Linked DNA regions of Mus musculus: region 1 is linked to region 2. The links are chromatin loops, found by intact Hi-C in ENCODE. Cell type or tissue: heart. All regions are shown on one strand. Links, peaks and the distances in the headings refer to the core of each region. The heading gives the core; the rest is flanking DNA. Region 1 holds the start of Adnp (activity-dependent neuroprotective protein). Region 2 holds the start of E130018N17Rik (RIKEN cDNA E130018N17 gene).

Region 1 (5,369 bases), core at 191-5,190, 51 kb before region 2:
TTTAAAGTGGACCGAGGCTGTTGATGTTGACATGGTATGTTGGTTGGGGATGATCCAAAGTTACAAAGCCAACAGTGCAGGTGCTGTCACATACCAGAATTGTGGGTGAGTGCCAGACCGTTTTCATCCTTAGCCATTGACAATCCAATGGCCTCAACTCTACAAATCCCACTTTTTTTTTCCTTGAGTCAATGGTAAGTGGCCATCTGATGACTTGAAGGAATGACTTGAGTCCAAGGAACAGCAGAAGTGAAAAGCTGAGTCCCTGTCTATCCCATACCAGTTCACTAGAAGAGCTGACATGGCCTCAGAGCTGTGTCATCTCAAAAAATGGGAGGAACACGAGGGCATCACACCTCATTAAAGGCAGGAGGCAGCAGGCTCAACCCTTGGCTTTGCCTCCAGCTTGGGAGAGCTGACTCTGAGCACGTGGGCCTTGGGCAGCCCCAGGCGCCCTCCTGCCAGATGTAGTTCAGGCCCAGATGGGCCCGCGCAGGGATCCCCAGTGCAGCCACCTGACTGACTGTCGAGGCGTGCTGCGGCCCGCTACTTCTGCCTCCGCCGGCGGCGCTGCGGTCAGAGGAAGGCACCCAGGAGCGCAGTGCGGCCATTATCCACGGCGCCTCCTAGTGGGGCAATGGCAAAGCCTCCACGTTCTCGCGAGAGCTCCCCTCAGTGGGGATTATATAATCTCACCCAGGAGAGGCTGGGGGGGGCTGGGGCCACCCTGCCATAAGGAAAGTGGGTGTCGCCGCAGCCGAGGACCGAAGAGCTCTCCCTTGGGGGGGGGTCGCCGAGTAGGGGGTCCATGGCCCCCGCCCCCCCCCAGCTGGACAATGAGTCCTCTTATGCTAATGAGTCGCTTACGTCACTTCCGCTCTTTCTCGGCCGCCATTTTGGCTAGGGCAGGTTCGGGGACTTGCTCTGAGGCGCTTGTATTGTCTGCTGAGGGGAGACGCGGGACCAGCCCCCTCCCCCGCCCGCCGCCGCCGCCGCCACCCGTCCGGTCTACCCGCCGCCGCCGGGACCCATGAGCTGAGCGCCCGCCCGCCGCCATCTTGGCCCCCTCCCCCTCCAGCCGCGCTCGCTCGGGGGGGATTTGGCGTCGCCTCAGCCACAGCTCCCTCTCTCGGTCTCCGCCGCCGAGGAGCCGCGCGGCCGTCGCCGCCCGCCTGCCCGCCCGCGACGGTGAAGCCGCGGCCCCACGCCCTCCGCCGCCCTCCGCCCCTCCTTTGTCTGCACTGCCCGCGCCGCCGCCCGCCGCTCTGCTGCGCCCGCCGCGCCCCCCGGCAGCAGCCGCGGCCGCGGCTCGAGCCGGAGCCCGAGCGCGACGAGGCCCCGGGCGCGTCCTCGCCGCCATCGCCGTGCCGCCGTCCACCCGCCGCCGTGCTCTAGAGCACGCCGGCCCCGCGCACGCCTCGAGGCCGAGCCAAGGTAAGCCCCGCGGCCCTGCCCGCCGCCGATCCCGGGCGCGGTCATTGTGCTCGGCGTGCACACACCGCCTCGAACCCCAGTCGGCCGCAGCCCTCCTGCAGCCCGATCCCCTTCTCCGCCCCGCGGGGCTGCCGGCCGGCCACCATGGGCTTTTGCGGCTAGTGGCATCTTCCCGCACCCACCCCGCCCCCAGCCGAACCCCGCTCGCTCTCTCGTCCTCAGAACTAATCCCCTCCCGCCCTCCCCCAGTCCCCGGAACCAGCCTTCTGCCAGGTCTGCCCACCCTAGGCTTGGAAAGGGGGGAAAGGCCTGGGGGGCGGGGAGCGTGCATGGCAGAGGGTGAAAGTCTTTGCCTCCCCAACAACATGCCAGTTTCCCTCCCATCCTAACCACCACAGCCCCTCACCGGCCCTGCTTTCAATCTGGGCTACCTGGTCAGCACTCCCTCTTTAGAGCTTTCTGATCAACTTTGCAGTCAGAAAATGGAAATCCAGAAAGCCGCGGAAAGAATTTTTTTCGAATGCAATGAATGGGGAGTAGTTCTTTGAGCACCCTCTTATTCGCCTCTTCTTTCCTCTGAGCTGCCTGTCCTTCTCCTCCCTTCCCCACCCTACCCCCAACCTGGATGCCTGTCTGCTAGAAAAGGCGCGATTGCTTCTCTTCTTCTCTCCAAGAAGTCTAATACTCATTTTAGTCTCACTCCCTGCCACACACCCCAAGTGTCTTCTCAGTGTTCTTCCAGTCACCAGGTCCTCTGGACAGTTCTTGTCATAACCCCATTTCACAGACAAAGGCTTAGGAGGGAAAAAGAACCAAACTGTTTCCTGTGTTAGCCATTTTAATGCTGTCCAGCCCCAAACGCCCAGTTCCCATCCCTGATGCTTCTTGTGCCTGTATCTTGAACCTTCACAATGGGATGTGTGTCGGGGGGTGTCTCTTGGATAGCTTTGTGCAGTTTCTTTATAAATCTGCATTGTTGCTTCTGGTTTATGGTCATGGAGAAAATACCAGCCCCCACCCAAAAGGCACTGCAGCCAAGTCGGTTAAAGGCACTGAGTGTGGGAGTCAGTAGGGGGCGCATTCCCTGCACTGGGTAAGGCTGCAGAGGGGGGAAGGGCCCCAGAACTAGAACAGGATGTGCTAAACAGCGCCTTCTACAGACCATGGGAAAATGGGTCCAGCAAGACTTGCACTGGGTGAGCTGACAGCAACATGGCGAAGGATTAAGTGAGGCTAGAGAGATTTTATTTAAGAAAGCCACTTCTCCGTTTGGAAAGTTGTCTTTTTTTACTTTTTCAAACCTGTTCACCCTCAGACTTTGATTGCTGATCAGTCACCTTGGTGCACATCCTTGGGTCATAGGTTCCCTTTCTCAAGAATTCCTTCACCTTAAGGTTTGATGTGTTGACATCTCTTTCCTAGGCTAGGTGGTAAAGGGGGTTGTTTAAAACCTGAAAGTCACGGGCTTGGGAGATCAGGTCAATCCAAATCTCTCCGACTCTTTTGCGAGTGGAAAGTCATTCTTGAGAGGTTTTATGGGTTGGTGATTTTGACAGCCATGAAAGATGGGTGTCAGGATTTGCAAGGCTTTGTTGGTAAACATCAGGTCCCTATTGAGTTCTTCATTGTCAAACTTAATAGAGTTCACTGCAAAATTGTGTTGCCTTCCACTTTCAGCAGTACACTGTCTGTAGCCAACTGCCTTTGCAAGTGTTGACACCAGTCTTGGTTCGGTGCGCACCCACCTTTTTAGGGTGTGTGGATTTCTGTAGATTTTACTCCTGTTGTTATTTCCATAGGTGTGAGATGCACAGTACGAAACCTAGGCCCCAGCTTTTACATCGTGATGCACAGGGTTGCACTTTTTGTACTGAACTGATAGGTGGCCTAGTGGTTATTCCCTGTACTGCCATTTTGAGGATCTGGACTCCGTTCCCTGCCTTGCTCTTTGGACTGCATTGTCAATTCACACCGGTGGGTATATCATTTTGGAGGGTGGGGACTGCAGCATCAGGAAAGCTAGAGACTTCCTCCTGATCACCACCAGAACATGAACTTTCAAAATTTCAGCCTCGCCACATTCCTCAAGGAACTCGTTAGAGCTGGTTGCAGTAATGGGTTTTGAACGTTTAAAATATGTGTCTCTTTTAAGAGAAAAATTTAAAGTCGATGATGTTGTTGTAATCATTTGCATTCTGCACTTTTGGACATAAAGTTTTAAGTAGTCTATCTCAAGACTTGCTCAGCATCTGAAAGCCTTAGTTACTTGGTTAAAGGGATCTGGGGAAAGTAGTTCATTGGTAGAGATGTGACTGGCCTGGTAAGAGTCTCTGGATTTGATTTGTTCTTGTTTGGTAATATTGACAGTGATGCTAGTATCTGTGAATGCTTTATCCTACTGTTACAGACATCTTACATCGACGTGCCAAGAAAAATCAAGGGATACCAAATATATGTAAATAACTATTTAATGCTTGAAGAGGGTAGGGTTTTTTGTTTTTTAGGGGTTTGTTTGTTTTCGGTTGCTGTCAGGTAGCATTTTGCTGAGTGAAAAAGAGGCACCTTGTTATCAGTATTGCTCTAAAAACTACATTGGATTCATGGTTTGTTATGCATTTTTACTATTTACACAGTCCAATATTAAATACAAGTAAGATTGTTTGTGATCTCGAAATACTGTGGTATTAGTATTTGTTAAACACATAAAGTGAATAAGAAGAGAACAGTTTCCTGTTAGAATATGTGTTTGTGAGATAAAGTTTGCAAATGTGCCTTTGTTCATTCTTATAAATGAAATGACAGAGTTAGCTAGTTTCTTTATGGTGTTGGTCATCAGGGAACCTCGTTGGATGAGTGTGTATGTCCTTACAGTTTCAGCGGTTAGCTAGGTCTGGCACAAAAGGGGAGGGTTGGAAGGTGGGAATTTGTTTTTATCATATGTGAATAGTGTTTTCTTTACATAGATGTGCTTTGTGTGCCTGCAGTGCCCAAGGAAACCAAAAGAGAGCAATAGATTTCCTAACATTGGAGTTGCTGATGGTTATGATGGTAAGAGTGCTGGGAACCGAACTTGGTCCTCTGCAAGAGCAGCTGAGCCATCGCTTAGACCTATGAAAGCTGAGATTTACAGTATATGAACTAGAATCCTTTGACCAGCCTTAGTTAACCTGAGTAGGGAAGTGAGTGTTCTGTTTAATTTATTATCTTGATTTGCTGAAAGGGTTTCTTCTTACTATTGTAATAGTCTCTACTAGACATTAAAAATAACCAGATCTTAAATTTTGGCTCTCAAGACATTATATAGGGAACACCGAGTATGAACTGATTTTTCTTAGATTCTTTTTCTTAAACCAGACTTCAGAAGAAAATCTAATAGCATTTTAACTTCACAATACTGATCAGGTTTTATTTCCACAAAAGCTCAAAAGTAATTGACCAATAATAAGCTTAATTACTGAAAGTATAGATATCTATACAATATAGCATATGAGATTGTTCCCTTGTAGCAAATTTTTAAATATGTGTGTGTGTGTACAGTAAAAAGAATTCAGTCTTTAGAAAGCAGAAACGTTAAGCTCAGCAGTGGTGGCACACACACGCCTTTAACCCTAACACTAAGGAGGCAGAGGCAGGTGGATCTCTGTGAGTTCTGGGCCAGCCTGGTCTACATAGTTAGTTCTAGGACAGGCAAGACTACACAGAAACCTTATCTGGAAAAAACAGAAATGTTCAGAATTATTCTGGCTTAAGGCTTATGTCTGTTCTACAAATTCAATTGTGAAAAGTTGCAATTTAAGAGATAGCTGGAAGCCGGGCGTGGTGGCGCACGCCTTTAATCCCAACACTCGGGAGGCAGAGGCAGGCGGATTTCTGAGTTCGAGGCCAGCCTGGTCTACAAAGTGAGCTCCAGGACAGCCAGGGCTATATAGAGAAAC
Region 2 (5,369 bases), core at 100-5,099:
GCTGACCCACTTCTAGGCTCCTTCAATCTCCACGCAACAAATCCCTGTTATACACTTCAAAGTCCTCCATCCCAGATTACAAGTTCCCTCCTCCCAGGTTCTCCTTAAAACCCTGGAAACACCCGCCGCTGCCGCCGCCACCACCGCCGCCGCCATCGCCACCACCACCGTGTACACGCAGTTGCTTCTCTGCTGGAGAGAGAGAGAGAAACTTCTTCGTCTGGAATAAATGTTTTTCTTTAAGCTTGAGCGACTACTTTGGGTTCTTTACTGCATCCATTTCATTCATCTGCTGCCAAAACCTGAGACGAGTCTTGCTCTTTTCCTTTTTTATTTCTTCTCTTCATTCAGTGTGCTTTGGGGAATCATGTAGTGTCCTAGGCTTGGTGGCAAGTGCCTCTTACTGGCTGAACCGTCTTGCCAGCCCGGTTTTTGGTTTTCTGTTGTGTTGATACAGGGTCTCACAGAGCCCAGGCTGACCCTGAACTCTCTCTGTGTAGTTACAACTGACCTCCTGCCTTCCTTTCCCTCCTGGTATTGGGGTGTCGGGGTATCAGGCCTACAGTCTCACAGCTGAGCCTATGTTTTGAGAAGACTCTTGTCCCTGCCCTGGAGTTTACCCATCAGGCTAGGCTGGCCAGCCAGTGAGTCCTGGGTCTGCCCGTCTCCTCTCCGCAGTTCCGGGATTACAATAGTGCCATCACTACCAACTGGTTTAATTTTTAGACAAGAGGCTCCTATGTGCCAGGCTGGTCTTGAGATTGCTATGTCACTGAGGGTGACTTTAAGCTCCTGAACCCCCTGTTTTACTTGCCTCGTACAAGGTCATACTTGGTTGCACACCCTGCTTTTGAAATTCGGGGTCAAGGGACAGAGCTCAGGTGCTCAGGCTCCTTAGGCAAGGCCGTTACCTACTGAGCTTGAAGCTCAGGGTTCCTTCTGGAAATTACCACAGATAGCTCAGAGGAGACAGGGTGGACCCCTTGGCCTTGGGCCACTATCCACAGCCATCTTCCATCTGATAACCCAGGACAGACATCGGGCCTTCAAGGGGCATCTGGCTGTGTTGGACAGCTTCCAGGTTGTCACTCCTGGGTTGGATGCTCTTGGGATCCCAGGAGTAGAGGCAGGTTCCATTAATCATGTCACCATACAAGCCCCAGACATCAGAGGACGACACAGATTTGCGAAAAGGAAATTTTGAGTGTGTCCCCACCAAATAAGTTGGGGTGCTTCTCATTATGCCTACACAAACACCCCACCACCACCAAATAAAAACGTCTCACGGTCATAATGAGAATCCAACTGACTCTCCCCAAAGCTTTAACATGAACACAACCATCTGAAAACACAGGTCAGGGCCAATGAGATGGCTCAGTGAGTACAGGTGCTTGCTGCTAAGCCTGACAAATGGTTCCACCATCCTAGGGACTCACATGGTGGAAAGATCCAATGCCCATAAACTGCTCTCTAAGCCAGACAGGGTGGTGCTTACCTTTAATACCAAAATTTGGCAAGAAGAGGCAAGTGACCACCCTGGTCTACAAAACAAGAGTTCCAACCCAGTTGGTCTTACACAAGATTCTCCAAAAAACCAACCAACCAAACAAACAAACAAAACAAAACAAAAACCCAGAAACAATTTGACCTCTTGTACTCTGACCACTACAGGTATGCTTGCTGCCTTGGCATGAGCGTGTACACACACACACACACACACACACAAAAGCATGATTGTGTAGGAGGCTGGGTGCTGGGGAGGTGTGGGACTCGGCCTCCATCTTTGCTTCGGTATTAGCCATCTGTCATGCGGCGTTTTTACCACCAGGACTGCTGAAGGCAGGAAGAGAAAGAAGCCGGTTCAGAGCTGCCAGCAGGCGCCTGGAACCTCCCCTGGCTGCTTTGTGTTTCAGCAAGAGCCCTCCCAGCTCCAGCCAGGCAGGCTCCTCCCCATGGCCCTCCTGGGGCCCCCCGCTGGGGGAGGAGGCCCAGCTAAGCCTCTCTCCTGCTGGCTGGGGGTGGGGAAGGGAGGGACTCCAAGCCTAGCACCCAAGGACGACCCCTACAGGCCAGCCAGGGCAGGGCAGCATTCCCTACAGCCGCCATTTCTTCTCTGTCAGCTCTCTGCTGTCAGACAGAGAGCCAAACAGAGCTGGAAGGTCAGATATCTCTGGAATGTATTGAGCACCTACTGGGTGCACAACCTTGAGGAAGAGCACGTGCCCTCTGCAGGTACTGGAAATGTAACTGGGTAGATGGTAGCCGAGGGATCCTACCCAGGGTCCCTCTGGGACTTCATAGCTGGGGTCAGATCCTTTCGCCCACGTGTCACCATGGGTAGGACAGAGGCTATGGTCCACCCAGACAGAACACAGGCAGGGAGAGGGACACTGTGAGGTCTTTGAGCCTAGAGCTCCTTCCTTGTAAAGTGGAGTCACCTGTCTCTGGAGTTTTTATAAGACGTCAGAATCAGGGGCCAAAGCTAAGAGCTGGGAAGTCTGGGCTGGAGCTAGTACAACCTGATGGACAGATGTCCCTCATTCTATGCATCTGATCTCAGAGGCCTCTGAAGGGGCAGAGCCAGGGGCAGGAGGATTAGGAGTTAAAGGTCATCTCTAGCTAATCTGAGGCTGACCTGAAACTTCTGATCTTCCTGCCTCTTCCTCCCAAATGCTGGGATTACAGGAGTGTACCAGTATACCCAGGCTAAGCCTTGCTGCGGGGCCAACATGCAGCCTGGTCTACATGCCAAGTTCTGGGCCAGCCAGGGCTGCAAAGCAAGACCTTGTTTCAAAAATAAAAAAATGTCTGACGTCCAGCTTTTTCCCAAACAGGAGAATCTGTTCCCGTCTCCCTGCAGTTCCGTCTCATGCCTGCTCTGCTGTGGGCAAAGTGTCCCTTCTGCCACCAGGGCCCCTGACTAGTTTTCCTGGGACCACCTGGCCTCCTGGTCTCTTCTAGCCCTGCTGGATTAAGGTGAAAAGCCAGTCTAGGCCACCATAGCCAGACTGCCTGCTGCATGGACAGCCTCTGCCCTGAGTCCTGGATCCTTCCTTCACTGGAAAGTACCTCTCATGGAGAAAATTCATCAAGGTAAAACCTCATGAACAAGATGTTTTGGCTTGGCAGGAAACAAACAGTGGTTAACAACAAATTAGTGAGCTACTGAGCCTCTGGGCACATGGCGCTGAGGGCAGACCCAGGTTGGCTGCAGACATCAGCTATGGTCTCCTGCAGACCTGAGGGGGCACAGGCCTGGCTCAAAGCTCCCTTCACACGGACTGGAACAGTCTTCAGGTGGGATGCTCTTGTGTGCGGCTTAAGCTCTGGCCTGCTCCTCAGGCTCCGTTCCCCAGAGCCCTGCTCCACTGACCTAAGGCTGGGTTTCTTTTCTCTCCTTTGATTGGACAAGGGGCCCAAACTCCTGAAGTGGGGCTTTCAAGGAGCCCAGAGCTCAGCATGAAATATTTTCAACTGAAGAACAATCCTAGGAGCAAAAGCCTCCTTTGGGGGGTGGGGTGCACCCAGGTGCCCTCCTCAGCTCCCAGGTAAGTCTCTGAATGTTGCCACCAACACTGAAGAAGTCTCTACTTCTGCCATACCCAGCCTGTCTGGCAGGAGGGGACACATTCTAAAGAGACACTCATGACCCTCTCTTTAGCTTTCAGTCTAGTGGAAAAAAATGGACCCCAAGAAATGAAAAGTTCCCCAGTATTCTCCTGGTGAGAGAATAAATGCCTGGAGCCTTGGGGACAACCTGAGGGGAACTGGTCACCCAGAAGATTAACAACTAATCCCATGACCTTGGAACTGAACTGAGGAGGTAACAGACAGGGTCAGGCCTTGACTAAGGAGTTATGCAAATCTCTTATTATTTAAGCCCCACCCTCGGTCAGGATCCCTAAGGATTTGGGAACTCCCTGGATCTCTGGGTATCCTTCTGTTGCAGCCACACTAAGTAAAGTTCCTTTTTTGCTATTCACTATACATTAGCTACTTTATTTGGCTTATTGAGGTCTGGTGTCCCAAACCTGGCAGGCTGTGGCCCCAAGCCCGGTAACCCTGCTATAAAACCCTCTAAGGCACCCCACTGTCCTTAGATTAATACTAAACTCCCTGTGACTCTGGCCCTACTCACTTGGCTCCCCCACCAACATTCACCTCCTGCCACCTCGCAAGCTCTGTGCTCAGCTGCACCTGCACGCCTTTGCACAGACAGGCTAAGCGTAACCCCGACCTCTGATTTACCATCCCATTCTGTGTCCCCCACCTTTCCCACAAGCCGCCCCTAGTGCCCTAAAACCAGATTGGATCCCTGCAGACAGAACTACCACTGAATCGTCGTCTTAGAATCTGTTTATTCCCTGTATCCTCCCAGACCTAAGTTTCCAAGGTACCATAGACTAAGAACAGGGTTCCCAGAGCCCAGCTGTGTGACCTTGGGCCAGTTACTTAACCTCTCTGTACCTCCATTTCAAGCGGAATACACACAGCACATATCTTGAGAGAGGGACTAGTAAGATGAGAATCAGAATGAGCCTGGCTTTGTCCCCTGCCACTGTCATGGCTTGTCACCCACAACTAAGGGCTGAGGGCTGAGTCTGTCTTGGGTCACCCTGTCTCCTGCCCAGAGCTGGCCTTTCAGATCTTTGATGTCTCTAACTCTATGCTTGGAGGCCCATTCAACCTCAGGCAGAAGAGAGATTGTCCTCTGAACACCACATGCACTGTGGAACACATGTACCCCTCCCACACACATACACATATATACTCACACTCATACATACACACACACACAAATAAATGTAATACAAAATTTACCTTTTTTTTTTTTTTTTTTTTTTTAGTTTTTTGAGACAGGCAGGGTTTCTCTGTGCAGCCCTGGCTGTCCTGGAACTCACTTTGTAGACCAGGCTGGCCTCGAACTTAGAAATCTGCCTGTCTCTGCCTCCCAAGTGCTGGGATTAAAGGCGTGCACCATTACTGCCCGGCAAAATTTACATTTCTTTATTCTATCTTATTGTGTGTTTTCCCTGTGTGCATATATGTGTATCCCCTGTATGCCTGGTGCCGTGGAGGTCAGAGGAGGGCATCAGATCTCCTGGAACTTGAGTTAGGGGTAGTTGTGAACCACCATGTTGGTGCTGGAAATCAAACCCTATGTCTTGACACAGGGTAGGGTCATCCTAGAAGAGGGAGCCACAACTGAGAAACTAACTCCATTACATCAGCCTATAGGCAAAACTGTGGGACATCTTCTTGATTGGTGATTAACGTGGGAGGGCCCAGCTCACTTGGGGTGACGCCATCCCTGGGCAAGTAGTCATAGGGTCTACAGCTAAGCAAACAGCCGCTCATGAGGAACAATG

The links. Hi-C counts contacts between places; a loop is a spot of excess contacts. Peaks named below come from ENCODE experiments on the same cell type or tissue, not always from the same donor. Only the 100,000 strongest peaks of a DNase experiment are listed, where the experiment ranks them.
Region 1: a loop joins it to region 2, with 2.4 times the contacts of the local background. A loop is called at or near these places in 8 of 42 quality-filtered maps.

Annotation. Positions count from the first base shown.
Region 1 is chr2:168,202,639-168,208,007 of GRCm38, reverse strand. Adnp (activity-dependent neuroprotective protein) reads left to right here and starts at 896. Exons shown (of 4, transcript NM_009628.3): 1 at 896-1,434. All of the region lies in intron 9 of Gm20716 (predicted gene 20716), which reads left to right. In heart, for the core only: CTCF peaks have their summits at 614 (motif pointing left), 2,520 (motif pointing right) and 3,327; DNase peaks (open chromatin) are centred at 517, 1,497, 1,617 and 2,517; H3K4me3 peaks cover 3,553 bases; H3K27ac peaks cover 2,418 bases.
Region 2 is chr2:168,151,217-168,156,585 of GRCm38, reverse strand. It overlaps E130018N17Rik (RIKEN cDNA E130018N17 gene), which reads left to right and starts at 2,073. Exons shown (of 2, transcript NR_040327.1): 1 at 2,073-2,232; 2 at 2,835-3,983. In heart, for the core only: CTCF peaks have their summits at 1,870 and 2,069 (motif pointing left); a DNase peak (open chromatin) is centred at 1,975; H3K4me3 peaks cover 1,233 bases; H3K27ac peaks cover 3,469 bases.